2 separate regions of the Homo sapiens genome follow, and region 1 is linked to region 2. A link is a loop called in an ENCODE intact Hi-C map of the cell type or tissue named here. Cell type or tissue: heart left ventricle. All regions are shown on one strand. Each heading gives the region's core, and the rest is flanking DNA. Links, peaks and the distances in the headings are about the cores only.

Region 1 (11,130 bases), core at 1,605-9,604, 780 kb after region 2:
AAAATACTAATACTCCAGACAGGATACACAGAATGCTTCAGGCAGGAGATTGGAGGAGCTTTTCTTTTGACTAGCACAAAATAAAAGACATGGAATGGCCCAATCATGTGCACAGCCCCAATCATGTTCAGAGGGTATCAAATCTGTTTTAGTGTCTCATTCTTAAATATGAGCAGACAGCAAAGGATGAGTAAGCATTTGAGAAAAGCCTCTAATTAAAAAAGAAGTCAAAAGAATAGGGGGAAACAACAAAGGAACTTAGAAGCTGGCAACTTTGCAAAAAGCTGAAAACTTAAAACTATAATTAACATCCTAAGAAATAAGATATTGCTGCAAAATGGGGAAATGTCTCCAAAATTCTGAAGAAAGTTATATTTCCATCCCAGAAAGTTATATTTCCACCCAGCCAACTGATGATCAAGGGTGAAGAGAGAATACATTTCTAGTCATGTGAATTATCTTTGCATGTTTCCTGAGGAAGCTTCTGGAGGATGTGCTTCAACAGAAGTGAGGGAGTTAACCAAGAAAGAGGAAAACATGGCATCCAAGGAAAAGAAAATGTAACAAAGGATAGGGGCAAAGGAATCCCCAGGCCATTCTATTCTATTGTGCAATAGAAGACAATTCATCCTAATGGGACATGGTGGAAGACTCTGGGAGGGACTTCTTCAGGAAGATGAAATCAGTAGACTAGCCAATGCATTTAAACATATTGAAAGGAGATATGCATAACCACAATTGTTATGCAGGGAAGGAAAAATAATTATAGAATACTACACGGCCCAGTTGTCAATAGCATTTACGTAGCCTAATAATGAAAACATGAATACTGTTCCAATCAAACTTGTGATACTAGGTGGAAGTAGGGAGACACAAAATGTACATGTGAGTGTGGAGAAAGTAAGGGGAAAGAGAGAGAGAAAGAGAAAGAAACTGAAAAATCAAGAAGTAGTAGTATAAGCAAATAATTTAGAGTCAAAAGCAGTGACACAGAGAGACTGCTCAATAAAATATTTGCTGAATGCATGAATGGTCAACACCTAGTGAGGGCCAGGCACATATTTATTGAGCATAATAGTACTTAAGACTTACTGAACAGAAAGGGTCTTCTTCCTTAGAATCACCTTGGTCTGTGTTTGGGTACAAAGCAAGTCCTTGACAAATGTGCATTGCCTTGGTTGAGCGGATGTGGCCTCCTGGATTCCCAGCCTGTTGTGTGATTTTGAACAACTTTCATAGCCTTTCACAAAGGTGCCAGGGTTTCTCCATTATCAATAGGGAAAAAAACGGTCAGAGGATGCTTCCTGGGTCTCAGAGCTGTGACTTGAGAATTGAGTGGGGGAGAGGGGATGGCAATGGTGATGCACAACATGCACCTGAGGATTCCTAGGTGTCCGGAAGACCTGCCCCTGGGGTGGGTGGGTGGAAGGGAAAAGTAATGGCTGATGAAAAGAGGCTGCGAGAGAGGCCTGAATGGGAGGAATGATTCATCCTCCAGCATCTCCCATCCAAAGCCACTCCTCCTCACTGCCCCTTGGCTCTGGCATCAAGCAGCCAACTCTGCTGAATCTGGAGGGGATGTTTTGGCCGGATTCTTCCTATCTCTTGAGATGGGGTGAAGTGGGCCCCTGGCCCACGTCTGCTTCCCTCTGGTTGGTGTGTCACAGAAGATAATGGCTCCAAGGGCTCCAGCAGCACTGCGTGGAACATTATTAGATCGGCTAGCCCAGAACATCTCCAAATTCTAGATTTTACCAACTGGTAAAATTTAAATGAAGAGGAGGTGACCAGCGTAAAGTTACCAGCTTTTTTAGTTTGCTAAAAAAACCAAAACAAACAAACAAAACAAAACAAACAAACAAAAAACATTAGAAAAAGAACTATCATGATGTTCTGTGGTTCCATGGTGTGTTCACTTAGTGGTAAGGCATCAAGCTGTACATTTAGGAGTCTGATTATTCTGAATACATATTAGACTTTGTGAAAAGTTTACTCGAAAAATATCATGTACTAGGCTGGGCGTGGTGGCTTACCCCTGTAATCCCAGCACTTTGGGAGGCCAAGGTGGGCAGATCAGCCAGAAGTTCAAGGTCAGGAGTTTGAGACCAGCCTGGCCATCTTTACTAAAACTACAAAAATTAGCCAGGCATGATGGTAGGTGCCTGTAATCCCAGCTACTCAGGAGGCTGAGGCCAGAGAATTGCTTGAGCCCAGGAGGCAGAAGTTGCAGTGAGCCGAGATCGCACCACTGCACTCCAGCCTGGGAGACAGAGCAAGACTCCATCCTCCATCTCAAAAAATTTTAAAAAAAGAAAAAAAGAAAAACTGTCGTGTACTATTGCACCACTACTTCATCTAAAATAAATTTTTGATGCCCAAAATGGGAAAAGCGTAATCTCAATAGAGTCCAGTTTGTCCTTATGAAAAGGCAGTGAACAGTGAATGGTAGGTGAAATTACAATAGTATGCTTTACATGTGTGATAGTAACATTCTAGGGGAGAAAGCCAAAAGTGTCATTTCACAATATCACTCACACATTGGTTTTTGTCAATTGAGGGATTCAGATGTGAAGTGGAATCCTATATCTAGCTTGTTCTTAAGCTTTATCATAGTTGTTGAGAAAAATCCAGTTTCACTCGGTTATCTTAAGGGAAGTGGAAGCCACACCCAGTGTAGTTCCACTGAATTTCTAATGTTCTCTGACTTCTGAGAGAGGCTGAGAACAAAGACAGCAGCTGCCAGCCCCTGCTCTCCCTACCACTGGAAAGGCCAGAGGCCAGGTGAGGGGGACTCACAGCCATTGGGCACCCTGATCACCAGGCACAGAATAGTCAGATCTTTATTTGAAAGGGATGCTATAGACCAAGACGACCCTGGCCAGTCCATCTGTAAGCACTTAGGGACCTTCTGTCAGTCTCCCTTTTATGAGAACTGAGGTCCGGAGTGAGGAGGTGATACATTCAAAGACACACAGCAAGTTAGTGAAGAGCTGGAGCTAGAACCTGGCCTGCCAGCCCTGTGTTCTCCCCATGCACCCTGGCTCAGGAGCTCCTGGTGGCCACCCTCCTTGACCTTGAAAACTGCTCACTGCCATGTTGGAGGTAAACTCTTCAGAGCTCCGGCTCTGGTGGCCAGAGCTGGGCTGGTGCTGGGCTGCAGGGAATCGAGTTACCTAGTTGGAGAGGATCCCTCAGGAGCCAGCCTCTCTCCAGTTGGCAAGAGGACAACTTGGCGAGGCTGGGCTCATAGAAGATGCCAGAGCTGCTACAATGGAGGGCTTCAACCATCCAACACCTCCTTCAGGGCTGCTGTCACCAAACCCAAGCTGACACCCTGGCTCTGGGCAGAGGCTGGCGGGTGTGGGTGGAGGAGGGAAGGTTGTTAGGAAGGCTCTGCCAGGCGGAGGGAGGGGGTTGGCTTCTGCAAAATGGGCCTCTTTCCCGCCTGGTGGGCTTTGCTCACTCTTGCCTCCTCGCTGCTTCTCTCTCCTCATGGACACGCCCAGTTTCCTCCGATTGCACAAAGCCTCTTTGATGAATGATGCCACAAAGAGGCTGCTTCAGGGGACCCAGGGTTTGGCCCACTCTTTGGGCCTTCCCACCCAATCTGTGAAATGGCCAATTGTGAGTATATGAATATACTCAGCTCTGACAGGGAACCTTTCAGAGGAGCACCATGGTTAAGGAGCTCCCAAATGAGGGCATGGGCCCATAGCAGCCCAGGTGGCCCCATTCCTACCCTGAGTGGAGGGGTAGGGACCCTTAATTTCTGTAACACAAGTCAGAGACACTCAAAGCAGGAAGAAGTCTGGTCAACCATATGTTTCAGGTGCCTTGAAAGTCTCAATATTTGTTGAATGGGCGAATGAATAAAGTTCAGCTTAAGACTTTTTTTTTTTTTTGAGACAGAGTCTCACTCTGTCACCCAGACTGGAGTGCAGTGGCGCGATCTCGGCTCGCTGCAACCTCCACCTCCTGGGTTTAAGCGATTCTCCTGCCTCAACCTCCAGAGTAGCTGGGACTATAGGCACACGCCACCATGCCCTGCTAATTTTTGTATTTTTGGTAGAGACGGGGGTTTCACCATGTTGGCCAGGCTGGTCTCGAACTCCTGACCTCAGGTGATCCACCTGCCTCAGCCTCCCAAAGTGCTGGGATTACAGGTGTGAGCCACCATGCCTGGCCAAGACTATTTTAAAGAAAGATGCCACTGCTGAACAGTAAAATCAAAGACCTCATTTAACAGCCCTCATCTGACAGAAGAGAAACATGCCCGGTGAAGGGCCCTTCTTGCTGACATTTCCAAGTAACACAAGGGACCAGGCAGGCGTCCCAAGCCCAGGTGTCTGATGGCTGCTCTTCTGCTGAGTGAGAGTCCCCCAGGACCCCGCTCCAGGGCCTGGGCTCACTACTCCATAAGCAGCCCCACTGCTTGCCGGCAGATCTGCAGCTTCCGCAGACACTTCCAGCTTTCAGTTCCTTGAACATTCCTGTCATTCCTTGGGCAAACCCACTCTACTCCACATTTCTTTGAACTTCCCCGACTTCCCTGACCCTCTGCGACTAGCTGTGTGACCCTGGGCAAGTTGCTCAACTTCTGCAAGCTTGAGCCTCCACATCATGAAAGCGAGAGAAGCATTACTGACCCCGAAGGGCTGCTGTGAGGCCCACAGCTCCAGCTGAGAAAGTGCATGATAAAGTCAACATGATGGGACCTTCACTCTGTGCCAGACATGTGCAAGACAGGGTTATGTCCTGCACAAAGCAGTGTAGGGGTTAAGCACAGATTAGATTCACAGGTGGGGCCAACCTGAGTTAGAATTCTAGCCCTACCACTGACTCACTGTGTAAACCTGGGCGAGTCCCCTTAGCCTTTCTAGGACTCTCTTTTCTTGTCTGTAAAATGGAGACAATAATACCTACTGTTGCTTAAAGGATGAAAAGGGAACCCCATAAACGAAGTGCCCTGCCCAATGCCCAGCATACAGCAGGTGCTCAGTGAAGGGCCACCTCCACGCACCTCCTTCTCCATGAAGTCCCCAGCAGGCTGGTCCTGCAGGTCCCCCAGTGATCTAGAGTCCCAAGTGTGAGCACTGGCCCCTGCTGCTTTGTAAGTCCTCTGCCCAAAGCTGTGGAGTCCTACTTGGGTCTAACTGGGAACACCAAAGTAAAGAGGAATGAGGGGGCCCCAGGATGGAGAGTTTGGAGTGGGGCTGCTGTGTAGGATGGCAGCCAGCAGGCCTGGCCCTGAACCCCAGGGCCACCACCTTTTTAAATCAGATCCTTCCCTCCAAGCAAGCAAACAATCTGGCTCTGGCGGAGGCCCTGGTCAAGCACAGCAGAACCTTTGTGAGCTCTTGACTCTCCCCCTGCCTCCCCACTTCATCCTTGTCATCGCCTGCAGGGAGCTCTGGGGGTGGTGCTTTGGGCAGGGGAGCAGCTGGTAGGCTGCTGGCTTAGCCTGATGTTAAAGGCCTGAGGGGCTGGTCTCACCCTCTAGCCACATCTCCCTCCAGCCCCCTCCTCCCCTCCCAGGCTGCCGCTTGGTCTTTGCAGGCATAGTTGTCTCTCCCTTTGATACTCTGGAGAGGTAGAACTGAAGTGGAGGCTAGGGCTGTGGAAGGGCAGGGAGAGGTCTTCGTTGCAAGAGAGGCCAGACTTGTCCTCACGCCCTTTGCTGTTCCTGGTGCGGAGCAATGCTTCACCTCCGCCCTGGCCAATTCTAAACCCTCAGACCCTAGTTTAAGTCTGTTGGCAGGGTAGCTGCAGCCCTGAGAGGTACTTTGCTCCTCCATACAAAGAGGTGAAACTCTCTAGACCCTCACAGGGCAGCTTTCTGTGCACCTCAGAGACTTGACGAGACTCCTGGGACTCCTGTCCTTGCCTTTCATGTGTGGCCATACCAGGTGCTTCATCACCACTCAGTAGAGCTTAGGCTCCAAGAACCTGCACTCTGAAACCTCTGTCTCTCCAAGATCTAACCTTGTACGAGTTATTGCTCAGAATCCTCCCGCTGCAGCCCGGACCCCTGGGTAGTCCCTCTTCATTCTTCAGGTCCAGCTGGGGAGGTGTCCCTGTAACACCTGCGCTTAGTACTGCCCTGCTTACCCATCACTGCCATGATGGCAGAGCCTCCGCCCGCCTCACTCACCGCTGGACCCCAGTGCCTGGGACAGGGCTGGGAACAAGGTAGGGGATCCAGAAACAAGTATTGTCTGCCTGGCCAAGGTCCCCCATCCCCTTCACTGTCAGCACCTGGACCCACCTTCCCTTCACTGACAAGGTGAGCATTATTACATGAAAAAAAAAAAAAAAAAAAGTCAGTCAAGTAACAAATGGAGAAAACATTTGGATGCAAGACACAAAATGCTAATTCCCCCTTGTTTTTGTAAAGCAATAAGAAAAATACTTTTGCTCATATTTTTTGTTTTTTTTGGAGACAGGGTCTCACTCTGTTGCTCAGGCTGGAGTGCAGTGGCATGATCACAGTTCATTGCAGCTTCAACCTTCCAGGCTCAGGTGATCCTCCCACCTCAGCCTCCTGAGTAGCCAGGACTACAGGCACGCACCACCACACCTGGCTAATTTTTTTTTTTTTTTTTTTTTGAGACAGAGTCTGTCGCCCAGGCTGGAGTGCAGTGTTGCGATCTCGGCTCACTGCAAGCTCCGCCTCCTGGGTTCACACCATTCTCCTGCCTCAGCCTCCCAAGTAGCTGGGACTACAGGCTCCCGCCACCATGCCCCGCTAATTTTTTGTATTTTTAGCAGAGACGGGGTTTCACCGTGTTAGCCAGGATGGTCTCGATCTCCTGGCCTTGTGATCCACCCACCTCAGCCTCCCAAAGTGCTGAGATTACAGGTGTGAGCCACCGCACCCAGCCATGCCTGGCTAATTTTTAAACTTTTTGTAGAGATAGGATCTCGCTATGTTGCCCAGGCTTATCTCGAACTTCTGGGCTCAAGTGATCCACCCACCGTGGCCTCCCAAAGTGCTGGGTTTACAGGCGTGAGCCGCCACACCTGGCCCATATTCTTTATCAAATTGAAAAAAACATTTTACAGAAAAGAGGAAACACACACATGATATATATATATACACACACATATAAATATATGTATATAATTTTTTTTTTGAGACAGGGTCTCACTTTGTCACCCAGGCTGGAGTGCAGTGGAACAATCATGACTAATTGAAGCTTTGACTTTCCAGATTCAAGCAATCCTCCTGCCTCAGCCTCCCTAGTAGCTGGGACTACAGGCATGTGCTACCACACCGGGTAGTTATTTTATTTTATTTTATTTTATTTTTGAGATGGAGTTTCGCTCTTGTCACTCAGGCTAGAGTGCAGTGACACAATCTCGGCTCACTGAAACCTCCACCTCCTGGGTTCAAGCGATTCTCCTGCCTCAGCCTCCTGAGTTGCTGGGATTACAGGTGCCCGCCACTACATCTGGCTAATTTTTGTATTTTTAGTAGGGACGGAGTTTTGCCATGTTGGCCAGGCTGGTCTTGAACTCCTGACCTCAAGTGATCCTCCTGCCTCCGCCTCCCAGAATGCTGGGATTACAGGCGTGAGCCACCACACCCCGCCTGGGTAGTAGTTTTAGTAGAGATAGCAGTCTCACCATGTTACCCAGCTGGTCTTGAACTCCTGGGCTCAAATTATCCTCCTGTCTCAGCCTCCTAAATTGCTGGGATTACAAGTGTGAGCCACCACACATGGCCCAACACTTTTATGTGTTTAAAAAGATGCTTAGTTAACTTCACTTATAATAAAAGAAAAATTAACTAAAATCGGTGAAATGTGCTTTTTGAGCTATGTCTCTCAGATTGGCTTAGACCAAATGGGCTATTTATGAGAGATCTACTTACATGTTTGCAGTAATGGGGAAAGATATTTGTTGCAGCATTGTTTAAAGCAGAGGTCAGCAACCTTTTTCTGTAAAGGATAGACAGTAACTATTTTAGGCTTGAGGACTATACAGTCTCTTGAACTCCTGGGCTCAAGTGATCTACCTGCCTCAGCCTCCCAAAGTGCTGGAATTACAGGCGTTGAGCCACCATACCCAGACTATATGGTCTCATTGTAGCTAATCCACAATGCTGCTGCAGCTCAAACGCAGTCATAAACAAACGTAAACGGATGGGTATGCCTGTGTTCCAATAAAATCTTATTTACAAATGTTGAAACTTAAATTTTGTATACTTTTCATGTGTCACAAAATATTATTTTTTCAAAATCATTTACAGGCTGCTTGTGGTGGCTCATGCCTATAATCCCAGCACTTTGGGATGCTGAGGCAGGAGGATCACTTGAGGCCAGCAGTTTGAGACCAGCCTGGCCAACATGGTGGAACCCCGTCTATACCAAAAATACAAAACTTAACTGGGTTTGGTGGCACATGCCTGTAGTCCCAGCTACTCGGGAGGCTGAGGCATGATAATCACTTGAACCTGGGAAGTGGAGGTTGCAGTGAGCTGAGATTGTGCCACCGTATTCCAGCCTGGGCAACAGAGCCAAATTGTCTCAAACAAATAAACAAACAAACAAAAAAACCCATTTATAAACATAAAAAATTCATAGCTTAAGGTACATAAAAAACAAGAGCTGAGCTGGATCTGGTCAGGAATCCATAGATTGCCAACCCTGGTTTAGATTAACAGAAGACTAGAAACTATCTCAATGCCCCTCACTGGAAGAATGGCTAAATGCACTATGATATATCCTTAGGACCCCTGGATAGTTCCTCCTCATTCCTCAGGTCCAGCCAAAGGAGGTGTCCCCATGACACCATTGCTGAACACTGCCTTGCACCTAAGCCCTTAAAATACCTGCAGTAGAGATGTGTTTATCAGCTGCCTCCACCTGCATTTTGAAAAGAAAACACACCCATACATCCTTGTGTAGCCTGGAACTTGGGAGGATACAGAAGGGAGACAAATGACCACCTTTGGAGAAGGAAACTGGAGACTGAAGGAGCCAAGGGTGGGAGGAAAACGCTTCAAAGTGCACCCTAGTGCACTGTTTGGAATATATTAATACCATAAGCCCATGGTAGCTTTTTCAAAAAACAGTCAATCAGCTGGGCACGGTGGCTCACACCTGTAATCCCAGCACTTTGGGAAGCCGAGGCGGGCAGATCACCTGAGGTCAGGAGTTCAAGACCAGCCTGGCCAACATGGCCAAATCCCGTCTCTACTAAAAATACAAAAATTAGCCAGGTGTGGCGGCACGCTACTCGGGAGGCTGAGGCAGGGGAATTGGCTGAACCTGGGAGGTAAAGGTTGCAGTGAGCCGAGATCGTGCTACTGCACTCCAGCCTAGGCAACAGGGTAAGGCTCTGTCTCAAACAAACAACCAGTCAATTCCCCACTCCCTCAAATAAAGACGTTCCATGACACAAAAGGATTTTTGGTGAAATAAGTTTGGTACATGCAGGGTTAAGTGATGTTCAAGTGTCTTTGCTGCATAGGTTTGGGGTGGGGTGGCCTTTAACATGCTGCTGGGTCTGGTGAACCCATCTGAGGCCTGGTGCTCTCTACGCTTGCTGCTGGGACCATTTTTCCAGTCCATCTGATGTGGTTTGGCTCTGTGTCCCCACCCAAATCTCATGCTGAATTGTAATCCCCAGTGCTGGAGGAGGGGCCTAGTGGGAGGTGATTGAATCACGGGGGTGGTGGTTGTGAACAAAATGCTGATAGTGATATGGACAATGAAGTCCAGGCTAAAGAGGTCTCAGATGGAGATGAGAAACTTATTGGGAACTGGTGTAAACGTCACTCTTGCTATGCTTTAGCAAAGAGACTGGCAGCATTATGCCCCTGTGCTCTAGGGATTTCTTGAACTTTGAACTTGAGAGAGATGATCTGGGGTATCTGGTGGAAGAAATTTCTAAGCAGCAAAGCATTCATGATGTGGCCTCACTGCTTCTAAAAGCCTACACTCACCTGCATAAACAAAGAAATGACTTGAAATTGGAACTTATATTTAAAAGGGAAGCAAAGCACAAAGATGTGGACAATTTGCAGCCTGGCCATGTGGTAGAAAAGGAAAACACATTTTCGGGGAAGGAATTCAAGCTGGCTTCAGAAATTTGCATAAGAGGAGCTTTACTTATTAAATACTTAATTACATTAAAGCATGTTAATAGCCAAGGCAATGGGGAAAATGCGTCCATAGCATTGCAGAGATCTTTGCGGCAGCCCTTCCCATCACAGGCCTGGAGGCCTAGGAGGGAAGAATGGTTTCACTGGCTGGGCCCAGGGCCCTGCTGTCTTGCGCAACCTTGGGACACTGCTCCCTGCGTCCCAGCCATGCCTAACAGGGGCCAAGCTGTATCTCAGGCTACTGTTCAAAAAGTGCAAGCAAGTCTTGGCAGCTTCCTGTGGGTGCACAGAGAGCAAGAGCTGAGGCTTGGGAGCCTCCACCTAGATTTCAGAGGATATATGAAAACACCTGGATGTCCAGGCAGAAGTCTGCTGCAGGGGTGGAGCCCTCATGGAGAACCTGTACTAGGGCACTGTGGAGGAGAAATGTGGGGCTGGAGCCCCCACACAGTCTCCACTGGGGCACTGCCTAGTGGAGCTGTGGGAAGACGGCCACCATCCTCCAGATGGCAGAATGGTAGATCCATCAACAGCTTGCACCCTGTAGCTGGAAAAGCCACAGGCACTCAACACCAGACCATGAAAGCAGCCAAGGGGTCTATATCCTGCAGAGCCACAGGGGTGGAGCTGCCCAGGACTTTGGGAGCCCACCCCTTGCATCAATGTGGCCTGAATATGAGATATGGAGTCTTAAGAGATTATTTTGGAACTTTGAGATTTAATGACTGCCCTGCTGGATTTTGGACTTGCATGGGCCTGTAGCCTCTTTGTTTTGGCCAATTTCTCCCTTTTGGAATGGCAGCATTTACCCAATGCCTATACCCACACTGTATCTTAGAAGTAACTAACTTGCCTCTGATTTTATAGGCTCATAGGTGAAAGGGATTTGCCTTGTCTCAGATGAGAATTTGGATTGTGGACTTTTGAGTTAAAACTTAGGGAACTATTGAGAAGTAATTATTGTGTTTTTAAGTGTGAGGACATGAGATTTGGGAGGGGCCAGGGGTGGAATGATACAGTTT
Region 2 (11,130 bases), core at 1,260-9,259:
TAAAAAAAAAATTAGGCTCATCAATGCCAGCAAGAAGTAACAGCCCAAATCAAGTAAGACCTTGATTTGTCTTTACAATGGCCTCGAAAGACAGCAGCCCCCACGTTCATTTTGACTCTCCATTGTCCCCTGACTCTCTGTATATCCTGTGACCTCATGATAACAGAGTCCCTGCCTGCTGGTGAAATGGGAAAGCTTCCCTTGAGCCCCTTGCAGGGCGTGCGATGCGGGTATGACTTGCTTCTTCAGTGCCTCGCTTCTTTAACCTCTAGAGCAGGTTGTGGGGCTCCGGGCCCACAGCAGCGTCTAGGGGTGGATGATTACAGCTCCTGAAGCCCCAGCAGGCATGTGCTACTGTGTGCTTTTAGTTTTGCCGTCTATAGGCAGCTTGTGTTAACCAGCTCAATTAGACCCTCTACCTTGTTGCGAGGACAGAGGACTTTCTGTATCCCGGGTTCTTGCCTTGGTGTTCTGAAGAATCGGATCACACCTGAGCTCAGAGAATGAGTGCAAGGTTTTATGGAGTGGAGGTAGCTCTCAGCAGATGGGGGAGCCAGAAGGGACGGAGTGGGAAGGTTTTCCCCTGGAGTTGACCGCTCAGTGGCCTGGGCTCTTTTCCGACTGCCCCAGCCAAACTCCACCAGGTTCCCCCGGTTGATGGCCTGCCGGCCTGCTGGCTCTGTGGGTGTGCTCCTTCTGCCGGCATGCTCCAACGTCCTCTTGACACCCAGCTGCTCGTGTCTTCTTCTGCTGATGTGTTCTCCTCAACATCCAGCCACTTGTGTCTCTGCCTGCTAGGGTTTCGGGGTTTTTATAGGCACAGTATGGGGGGCGTAGCAGGCCAGGGTGGTCTTGGGAAATGCAACATTTGGGTGTGAAGTCAGGAGTGCCTATCCTCACCTAGGTCTATAGGCACAGGCCCTGGGGTGGAGCCCTAGCCAGGGGCCACTCCCACCTCTACCCAGCACTTCCCCGCCCACTTTCATATCACTGGGGCCTGAGGCGATCAGGCTGATCTGCTAGCGCTACTCATCCCTGCCTTCATCTAGGAACCGGGCAGGCATGGTGGAGCCCCAACACACTGCAGCATGAGGCCACTGCACTCAGAAAGGCTTGTGTCACATCCTAGCTCTTCTACCCTTCACCCATGTGACCTTGGCCCGGTGATTTCACCTTTTGAGACTTAGTCTTCTCATCTATAAAATGGGGATAATAATACCTGCCTCACAAGGCTATAGCAAGGATTAATGAGATCATACACCGTGAAGTTTGGCTCTGGACCTGGAATACAGTTAACACTTGATAAAGATTGTCATTGTTGTCACTGTATCACCACTCCTCTGTGCCAGGCAGCTCTCATGCTGGATACCAGGGACCCTGCGATACACCAGAGCCATTCAGGAACTCCTTAAGGAACTCAGAATCTGATGAGGAGATGTGCCACAAAGACAATTTAAACAAATAATAGATGATGGCTCACACCTGTAATCCCAGCACTTTGGGAGGCCGAGGTCGGAAGCTCTCCTGAGGCCAGGGGGTTCAAGACCAGACTGGTCAAGGTAGCAAGACCCCATCTCTATAAAAAAATAAAATAATAATAATAATTGTTTTAATGGGGGAGTGAACAAGGTAGGGTGGGAACACCGGGAGGAGGGGATTGCCACAGAGCAGTCAGGGAGGTTGTCCTGGAGGAGGCAGAGCTTGCGTGGGGGCTCACAGAGGATCACCTTTTGCCAGGTGAAGCTGGGGGCTAGTGGAATGAAGCATGTTGCAACTCCCTAAGTCTAGGATTCTCTAGTTGTGCACTTGAGGTGAAGATGAGGCTCTTCCTGTTGGCTGGAGTCTCAGCAGAGGCTCTAGAAGCTGAGGGGCCCAAGCACCTCACATCCTCCATGGGGAGTTAGACCATCTTGCAGCACAAGCAGAGGGTGCCCTCCCAGGCCTGCCCCACCAAGCCCACCCAACACCCACCCATGTTAAAGCCTTTTTTTGGAGAAAATTGTTATTTTGCTCTGAGCTTCCCTCCCTTCTTTAAACCAAGTGCGGAGGGCTTCAAGACGTTGGGGGACATGGGAACCTGAATTGTCCTCACATATCACAGAGTCTAAAGGCAGTGTGTGGTGGTGGAATGGGGAGAGCCAGGGCCACCCTGGGAATGGCTCATGCTGCCAGGCTAGGCAAAGGATATCTGATTTTTCCAGTGGACCGGATGAGGGCCTGTGGAGGGAGCTGGAGGCGGGTGGGGTGAGGACCTCCCAACAGAGGGTACTGCTGGAACTGATGTCTGAGGGGAGAGGTTGCAAACCAGAGGGGGCATTGTTCCTTTGGGTGGGGGTGGCAGGGGTGGGGGGGATCTAGATGAGAGGTCCCCAGGGGAGGAGGTTCACTGAAAAACCTCCTGGAGAATCCTGTGAGTTAGAGTAGAATTTGGACATCTACCATGTCTCAGAGGGTCCCCAGGCCAGGTTACAACTGTATCAGGCAAGGAGGGCCTGATCTGCTCTCTCTCCCACTCTATAGACAGATGGTCATGGAGATGCTGGGTGAGGTGGCTCACACCTGTAATCCCAGCATTTTGGGAGGCCAAGGCGGGTGGATCACCTGAGGTCAGGAGTTCGAGACCAGCCTGGTCAACATGGTGAAAACCTGTCTCTACTAAAAATACAAAAAATTAGCTGGGTGTGGTGGTGGGCACCTGTAATCCCAGCTTCTCAGGAGGCTGAGGCAGGAGAATCACTTGAACCCAGGAGTCGGAGGCTGCAGTGAGCTGAGATCGCGCCACTGCACTGAGGGAGACCAGAGGCAGTCGCTGCCCTCTCTGAGTCTCTAGTTTCTGAGGCAAGCCCACCCCCAGAGAAGAGTCTTATTCTACATTGGATGAGATTTTGCAGTTTTAATATTACTTTTTGGTTTTATTACTTTGAACTATACTTTAAAAAAATTAATGATGGACAATTTCAAACATACCCAAAATTAGAGAGATGAGTCTAATGACCCCATCACGTACCCATCATTCAGCCTCAGCAATAGTGGGTCATACCAATCCTGTTTCCTCTGTGCCCCAACCTACTTCTCCCAGTGTAATTTGGAATCAAATCTTCGAGAAAGAAAAGAATGACTTCCTCCTTGCTTCTGAAAAATTAAAAATAAGAAGAGCCACTGCCCTCCACTGTTTGATTAGAACACTAAGGTTAGGGCATAAACCCGAGATTAAAGCTGGCAGGATCCATGGAACCATCCCAAGGACGGTGGGGTTGGTATATGTGTCCTTCACCATCCAGCTCCCACCACTCTGAACAGTGCTCGGCACATAGTAAGTGCTCAACAGATCATTCTGGTGCTTCTCCTCCACTTGCTCCTCTGTAGCCTTCCCAGGCAGCGGCTTTTCCTCTGTCAGGCATGAGCTGGGGCGGATACTCAGCTCTTCATCCGAGGCTGCAGGCTGGTTCTGCCCACAGCAATCCCATCCCAGGCTTGGCCAAGAGGAGAATTACTTTGCAGAATACAAGACATAATGAGGAAAAGCATCTACTTCAGTGCTCTGTAATGGTAGCCACTGGTTATCATAAAAGCAGTGGTGGCCAGGCGTGGTGGCTCACGCCTGTAATCCTAGCACTTTGGGAGGCCGAGGCGGGTGGATCACTTGAGGTCAGGAGTTCGAGACCACCCTGGGCAACTGGTGAAACCCTGTCTCTATTAAAAATACAAAAATTAGCCGGGTGTTGTGGAACACACCTGTAATCCCAGCTACTTGGGAGGCTAAGGCAGGATAATTGGTTGAATCCAGGAGTTGGAGGTTGCAGTGAGCTGTGATTGCACCACTGTACTCCTGCCTGGGTGACAGAGGGAGACTGTCTCAAAAAAAAAATTAAAAAAATAAATAAAAGTGGGAAGGAGACATCCAGAGAAAAGTTTGGGGGCAGGAGGGTGGCATATGGGCAGACATTTTCGGAACTTCACCGTCCTGTGTGGAAGGTGGCATAGAAGGGGTGAGAACAGAGGCAGCAAGATAGTGAGGAGACAGGAGCCACAATCGGAGAAGGATGAAGGTTTGACCCACCTGGGAAGGGAACCCCCAGCACGTGGCAGAGGGAGGAGCTGAGAATCCTTAGAGGCACATCTCTAAGGTGCCAGAGGTCCCACTCCGCCTGCCTTTGAGCTCCGGATCCTGAATGCCCCCAGGGAGGCTTTGTAAAGATCCTTCCTAGGACTGGCTACATTTTGCAGGACCCATTGCCAAATGAAAATGCAGGGCTCCTAGTAAAAAAGATTACTAAGAATTTCAAGATGGCGACAGCAGAGTACTGAAATAAGAACAGGGTTCTTTGCACAGGGCTGCTGATACAGAAAGAGAACATAGGACATCCAGTTAAAGTTGAATTTCACATAAACAATGAATTTTTTATTTTTATTTTTTAGTTTGTCTGTCTTGTGCAATACTTGCAATAACATGTTTCTGTTGATCTGAAATTCAAATTTAACTGGGAATCCTGTATTGTACCTGGCAACTCCACCAGGTGGGTCCTGTTTCCTCCCTTAACTGGAGCTCCTGGGAGTGGTTCAGGCTTAGGGTTCTTCCAGGATAATGGTTTTCAAACTTCAGCCTGCATCAGAAACATCTGGAGGGCTTGGTAAAATCCAGATTGCTTCCCCCCAGCCAGAGTTTCTGATTCATGCCTAGAGTACAGCCCAAGAATTTTCATTTCTGACAGGTACCAAGGTGATGCTGATACAATTGGTCCTGGGACCACACTCTGAGAACCACTGCTGGGGTACATCACCCTAGGAAGCCCCTCAAAGAGATAGAAAATCATAGTGACCCAAAACGGACACCAGAGGGCAGAAGCGCCCACTGGTCAGGCTATAGGACCTGCCCACTGGCCTGGGGCTGGGCTTACACCTTTGCTGAACATTTGTTCTGTGCCTGACCACGTCCAGGGCCCTGGAGCAGACAAAGAAAGACGTGGGTCAGCATTAGTCTCTGCCCTGAGGGGCTCAGGGTGTGGAAAGGGAGACAGATGTACGAAGTGAGAATTACAATTGGTGCTGAGATGGGGGAAGCACAGGCTGTGGGAGCCCAGGGGAGGCTGGGGGTGGTCAGGGCCCGCTTCCTGTAGGAGCCTGAACAGAGGGTAGGAGCCATCCATACCGGGAGAAGGGGAGGAGGGGCTTTCTGGGCATAAGAATACACAAGTACAAGGGCGCACACTGGACAGTGCCAGGGACTGCTTGAGGAGGAGTGCAGAGGTAGAGGACAGAATCGGTGGGCGGGTAGCCTGGTGAGGCTGGGGCTTGGCAGATCCTGAGGGTCTCAGGGAGCCCCAGGAGGGTTTTAACTAGATGGTGTGTTAGAATGAAGAGTGTCTGGGAAGAGATACCAGAGGCAGGGAGGCCTAGTGAGCAGGAGGGTGCAGTGGTCAAGGGAGGAGGTGACCAGGGGATGCAAGGGTGGCCCAGTCTCTCTCATCTGTTCCTTCATTCCTCCATTCATTGCACGTGTGTATGGAGCAACTTCTCTGAGCCAGGCCCTGGGTTGGGTGCTGGCTGCCGGCTGCTGGGACTTGGCATTGATGAAGACAGTTCCTGGCTTATGTGGAGAGCTCACATTTTAACTGAGAAGACCACCATCCAACAGCCAACCTCACAGTGAGCCAGCTAGTTACAGTTGTGGTCCCTGAGGGATGGGTACCAGAGATATCAAGGGAGCCACATGGCAGGGTCTGGGCAGAGTTGGGGTTAGGGTGGGGGTAGGAGGCATCTCTCAAGAGAGACCCTGACCTGGGCATCCTGACCTAGCGAACAGATGCCTCATTCAGCCCTACCCTGGTGCCTCCGTGCCGCAGCCCAGAGCTAACAATATGGCCATTGACAGCTCCTGCCACTGCCTGAGGTCTAGCTTTGCTGCCCCCATCCATCCTTAGCCACACAATCCTGGCCTTCAGTGGGGAAGAAAGAGCAGGATTATACTCAGGTACTAGGGACTGGGCCCACCCCTCCACCAGAGTCAGCCTGGCCCCAGCCCAGGTGAGTGCCCAGCCAGGCACCTTCCTCAAATGTCCAGTGCTCTTGCTCTAAGCATGTGAAGAGTCCGGCAGCTAGAAGCAGAAGGATGCAGGAGATGACCTGAAATGCCAAGGGGATGCCGTAGACTCGCAGGGCTCCTGGACGCACACTGTAGAACATTTGTCCATAGAGATGGGATTGGCCTCACGAATGACATAGATGCAAATCAAGCTAACTGGAGCATTACTTCTAGAAGGCTGACCTTCTTGCTATTCCTAGAGCATGCCTAGTTCATTCTAACTGTGGGGCCTTTGCCCATGCAGCTCCCTCTGCTTGGGATCCCCTCCTCCCACCATAAAGGTCTCCCTCCTCCTTTGGTCGGAGGAAGAATGGCTCCCCAAAGACATCCATGTCCGAATTCCTGGAACCTGTGAGTGCATTACCTTGCATGGGACAAGGGACTTTGCACATGAGATTAAATTACAGATCTTGAGATAGGGAGACTTTACTGGTGGCCCAGTGTCATCAGGGAGGTCCATCTCAAGAGGGAGGCAGAGGGGTCAGAGTCAGAGAAACAGATGTGATGAGGGAAGGAGAAAGCAGAGAGAGAGGGAGATTGGCGCTGCCACACTGCTGGCTTTGAAGGTAGAGGCAGGGGCCACAAGTCAAGGAATGCGGGTGGCTTCTAGAAGCTGGAAAGAGCAAGGAAGCAGATTCATCCCCAGAGTCTTTAGAAGGAGTTGCTAGCCCATTTAAGTCTTCTGACCTCAAAACCATAAAAGAATAAATTTATATCATTTGAAGCCACTAAGTGTGTGGTACTAGATACAGCAGCCACCGGAAATGATTACAGCTTCTTATTCAGATTTCAGGCTGCCTGGTGTAAAGTAGTCTTACCCACAACACCTGTTTTCATTTCTTGCTAGCCCTCATTATTACTGGAAATGATCACATTTCTTTCTTAGTTTATTGCGTGTCTCCACTCGCCAGCACACCAGGCTCCTGGAGGGCAAAGATCTGGTTTTGCCCACTTTTTTATCCCAGTACCTAGAACAGTGCCTAGTAAATTGTGGGTTCTCAATAAATCTTTGCTACGTGAGACTGGGAACGGTAGCTCACGCCTATAATTCCAGCACTTTGGGAGGCTGAGGCAGGCAGATCACCTGAGGTCAGGAGTTCGAGACCATCCAGGCCAACATGGTGAAACCCTGTCTCTACTAAAAATACAAAAATTAGCCGGGCGTGGTGGTGCATACCTGGAATCCCAGCTACTTGGGAGGCTGAGGCAGGAGAATCGCTTGAACCCGGGAGCCAGAGGTTGCAGTGAGCCAAGATCCCAACCGCTGCACTCCAGAGTGAGACTGTGTCTCAACAACAACAAATCTTTGCTGGGCACGGTGGCTCACGCCTGTAATCCCAGCACTTTGGGAGGCTGAGGCGGATGGATCACGAGGTCAGGAGTTCAAGACCAGCCTGGCCAAGATGGTGAAACCCCATCTCTACTAAAAATACAAAAATTAGCTGGGTGTGGTGGTCAGCGCTTGTAATCCCAGCTACTCGGAAGGCTGAGAATTGCTTGAATCTGGGAGGCAGAGGTTGCAGTGAGCCGAGATCATGCCACTGCACTCCAGCCTGGGCGACAGAGCGAGACTCTATCTCAAAAAAAAACTTTGTTGCATGAAAGGAAGAATGAAGAAGTAAAGGACTTCCTCTGACTCTCTCTTATGTGCACTGAGGGCAGGGAAGGGGGGTGCCTTGGCTGGTGGAGGGAGGCCTCAGAACCATGAGAATGGAGTGAGGCCTGGAGGGCTGCAGAGATCTGTGGGAACTGCAGAATTTGGGCACATGCTGTCCAGTTTACAGGCCACTTCCAACCCAGGGTCTTTTTGTTGTTGTTGTTCCTCGGAACTACCTGGAAGAGGAAGACAGGCTTGAAAGGAACCATGGCTCTCACTTTGCAGGTGGGCATCTAGGTTCTGGATGGTGGTTTGAGGGTTAGGGAGACACTGCCTCTCCAGCAAGGGTCAGTGGGACCTGAGAGGGGCCTGAAGGCCCTGCCTGCTCCCCAGAGCCTTCCCGGCACCTCATGTGCCAGTTCTCCTTGGCACTTGGGCTGCCAGCCTTTGCCCCTGCTCTTCCCCCTGCCAGGGTGTCTTTCCTCTCCTTGCCTTCTTCCAGGGCTGGGACTAGGGTGAGACAAGTGAAAACTAAAAGGAGCACCAGAAATCTCAGTAATCAGGATTAATCATATTTTCATGTAATTATTGTTATTATTATTATTTTTGAGATGGAGTCTCACTTTGTCGCCCAGGCTAGAGTACAGTGGCGTGATCTTGGCTCACTGCAAGCTCCGCCTCCTGGGTTCATGCCATTCTCCTGCCTCAGCCTCCCCAGTAGCTGGGACTACAAACACCCGCCACCATGCCTGGCTAATTTTTTGTATTTTTAGTAGAGACGGGGTTTCGCCGTGTTAGCCAGGATGGTCTCTATCTCCTGACCTCATGATCTGCCCTCCTCGGCCTCCCAAAGTGCTGGGATTACAGGCATGAGCCACCATGCCCGGCCTCTTGTAATATTTTTTAAAAATCAAAACAAATGCAAAAAATCCATGATGAACAAAATATCACATTTTAAATAAGGACTTTTTTATTTTTCCTTTTGTCTCAGGCTCCAATATGGCTTGACACAGTCCATGCTACTAATCCTGTCTGAGACTGGCAATGTAATTTGTGAGGCCTTTTCTTCAAAAATTATTATTATTTGTTGCCCAGGCTGGAGTGCAGTGGTGTGACCTCGGCTCACTGCAACCTCCACTTCCTGGGTTCAAGCAATTCTCCTGCCTCAGCCTCCCGAATAGCTGGGATTACAGGCACATGCCACCATGCCCAGCTATTTTTTTGTATTTTTAGTAAAGATGGGGTTTCACCATGTTGGCCAGGCTGGTCTCGAACTCCTGACCTCAAATGATCCACCTGCCTCGGCCTCCCAAAGTGCTGGGATTACAGGCATGAGTTACCGCGCCCAGCCTCAAAAATTATTAAGAATTGCAGCGGCAATTAGCCGGGTGTGGTGGCGTGGCTCCTGTAATCCCAGCTACTCGGGAGGCTGAGGCAGGAGAATCGCTTGAACCCAGGAGTCGGAGGTTGCAGTGTGCATTCCAGCCTGGGCAACAGAGTGAGACTCTGTCTCAAAAAAAAAAAAAAATTGCAGCGGCTGGGTAGTGGCTCAAGCCTGTAATCCTGGCACTTAGAGAGGCCGACGTGGAAGGATCGCTTAAGCCCAGGAGTTCAAGACCAGCCTGGGCAATAGAGAGACCCTGTCACTACAAAAAATACAAAAATAAGGCCAGGCACGGTGGCTCATGCCTGTTATCCCAGCACTTTGGGAGGCTGAGGCAGGTGGATCACAAGGTCAGGAGATCGAGACCATCCTGGCTAACATGGTGAAACCCTGTCTCTACTAAAAATACACAAAAAAATTAGCCAGGCGTGGTGGCAGGCACCTGTAGTCCCAGCTACTGGGGAGGCTGAGGCAGGAGAATGGCATGAACCCGGGAGGCGGAGCTTGCAGTGAGCTGAGATCACGCCACTGCACTCCAGCCTGGGCGACTGAGCAAGACTCCGTCTCAAAAAAAAAAAAAATAAATAAAAAATAAAAATAAAAAAAGAATTGCAGAATGTCAGTAGTAACCATCAAATCACTTGGGAGGGTCTGTGAGACTGCACAGGCTGTACACCCATGAGGTTGGCCCTGATCCTGTTTTTATTTAAAATTGTGATATTTTGTTACTCATAGAATTTTTGCATTGATTTAGATTTTTTGAAATATTGCATGAAACATGATTTACTTTGATGACTGAGGTTTTCGGTGCTCTCATTAATTGTGCCCCCAAGGCAAGTGCCTCACTTGCCTCACCCTATTCCCAGTCTTCTCTGCTTGGTGTGCACTTCTCAACCTTAGGTAGCCTCCTCCAAGAAGTCTTCCCTGACCCCTGATCCCACACTGGATTGGTACTTCTGGGCTCCTTCTGGCTGGGCTACAGTCCCAGAGCTCCTCTGCTTCCTCCCCTCCGTCCCATTCCTGAGCACCTGGTGTGAGTCCCATTGTTTAAGGGAGTAGATTTGGTTTGCTTCTGTGTTCCAGAAGAGGGCCTGGCTCGGAACAGTTGCTCAGGAAAAGTGGGTTTTGAGAGAAAATGAGTGGTCTGCCAGTGCTTGGAATTTTATGTCAACACGATGTCTTTGGGTCAAGCCCTTCTGTCTCCAGAAGTTCCTTGGTAAAACCTCTATGGGGTAATCCTTGGGCAAGACTCTATCTCTGAAAATGCCCAGTGGTGGCAGAGCCAGCTCTGTGGGCACTAGACCTCCTCATCCCCCGCCCCACCACCCATGGGCACCATGGCAGAGCCAGCCTCACCTTAGGTGGCAGGGCAGAAACCTGGCATGGGTGTGGGGCTGGGCCAGTCCTGTGGACCTGTGATGCTGGCCTGTTGTTGACCCGCTTGCTCCTGCACAAACCGTGCCAAGCTCCATCTTCAGGCCAAGCCCTGTAGTTCCTCACCTCAGGGACTCACAGCCTTGCTCCAATAACCTGGGTCCCTGCCTTGTTCGGGGGACCAGACTTGGTGTCTAGATTTGTGTCCGGGACAGAACCTTTCTAGTACTCAGCACCACCATCGTTAGTCTTCTAGGTACCCTGTGTCAGGGAGCTGGAGGAAGATGCCTATGAATTCCTGAGCCTCAGCATATGCTCTGATCAGTCCTTTACCCCAACTATGTCCCAGGACTCCCTCAAGCCTGGCCAGTGTTTATCCAGCTCTCCCTTCTTCATTGTTCTAACAATTTAAAGCCTCTGCCTGGGGCCTGGGCAGGGTTAACAAAGTAATCAACTTTAGGCAGTGCCCAAAATGTGAGTGGCTCCCAGAGTCCTTGGCGACACTGACGCCAGCACAAACCTTCTGACACCCTTGCAGGTATGGCCCAGTGGCTGCTGTGGACAGAATCCCAGGCCCCAAGCAAGGAGAGCTAGCTTCAAACCCAGCTCTATAATCTCTGCTTGTTTGGGGCTCAGTTTCATCATCTGCAAAATGGGGAGAAAATGCCTACCTCATAGCAGGGTGATGGGAAT

Evidence for each region. Peaks named below come from ENCODE experiments on the same cell type or tissue, not always from the same donor. Only the 100,000 strongest peaks of a DNase experiment are listed, where the experiment ranks them.
Region 1: it touches region 2 in a loop (2.8-fold over the local background); 7 of 110 quality-filtered maps call a loop at or near these places.

The regions. Positions count from the first base shown.
Region 1 is chr11:76,324,735-76,335,864 of GRCh38, forward strand. No RefSeq gene overlaps it. Among named protein-coding and RNA genes, the nearest start is that of THAP12, 51 kb to the right of the region's middle. In heart left ventricle, for the core only: no CTCF peak of the experiment used is centred there; a DNase peak (open chromatin) is centred at 5,078.
Region 2 is chr11:75,542,900-75,554,029 of GRCh38, forward strand. No RefSeq gene overlaps it. Among named protein-coding and RNA genes, the nearest start is that of SERPINH1, 14 kb to the right of the region's middle. RefSeq lists enhancers at 339-840, 10,122-11,130, 10,789-11,130. In heart left ventricle, for the core only: a CTCF peak has its summit at 4,826 (motif pointing right); a DNase peak (open chromatin) is centred at 4,872.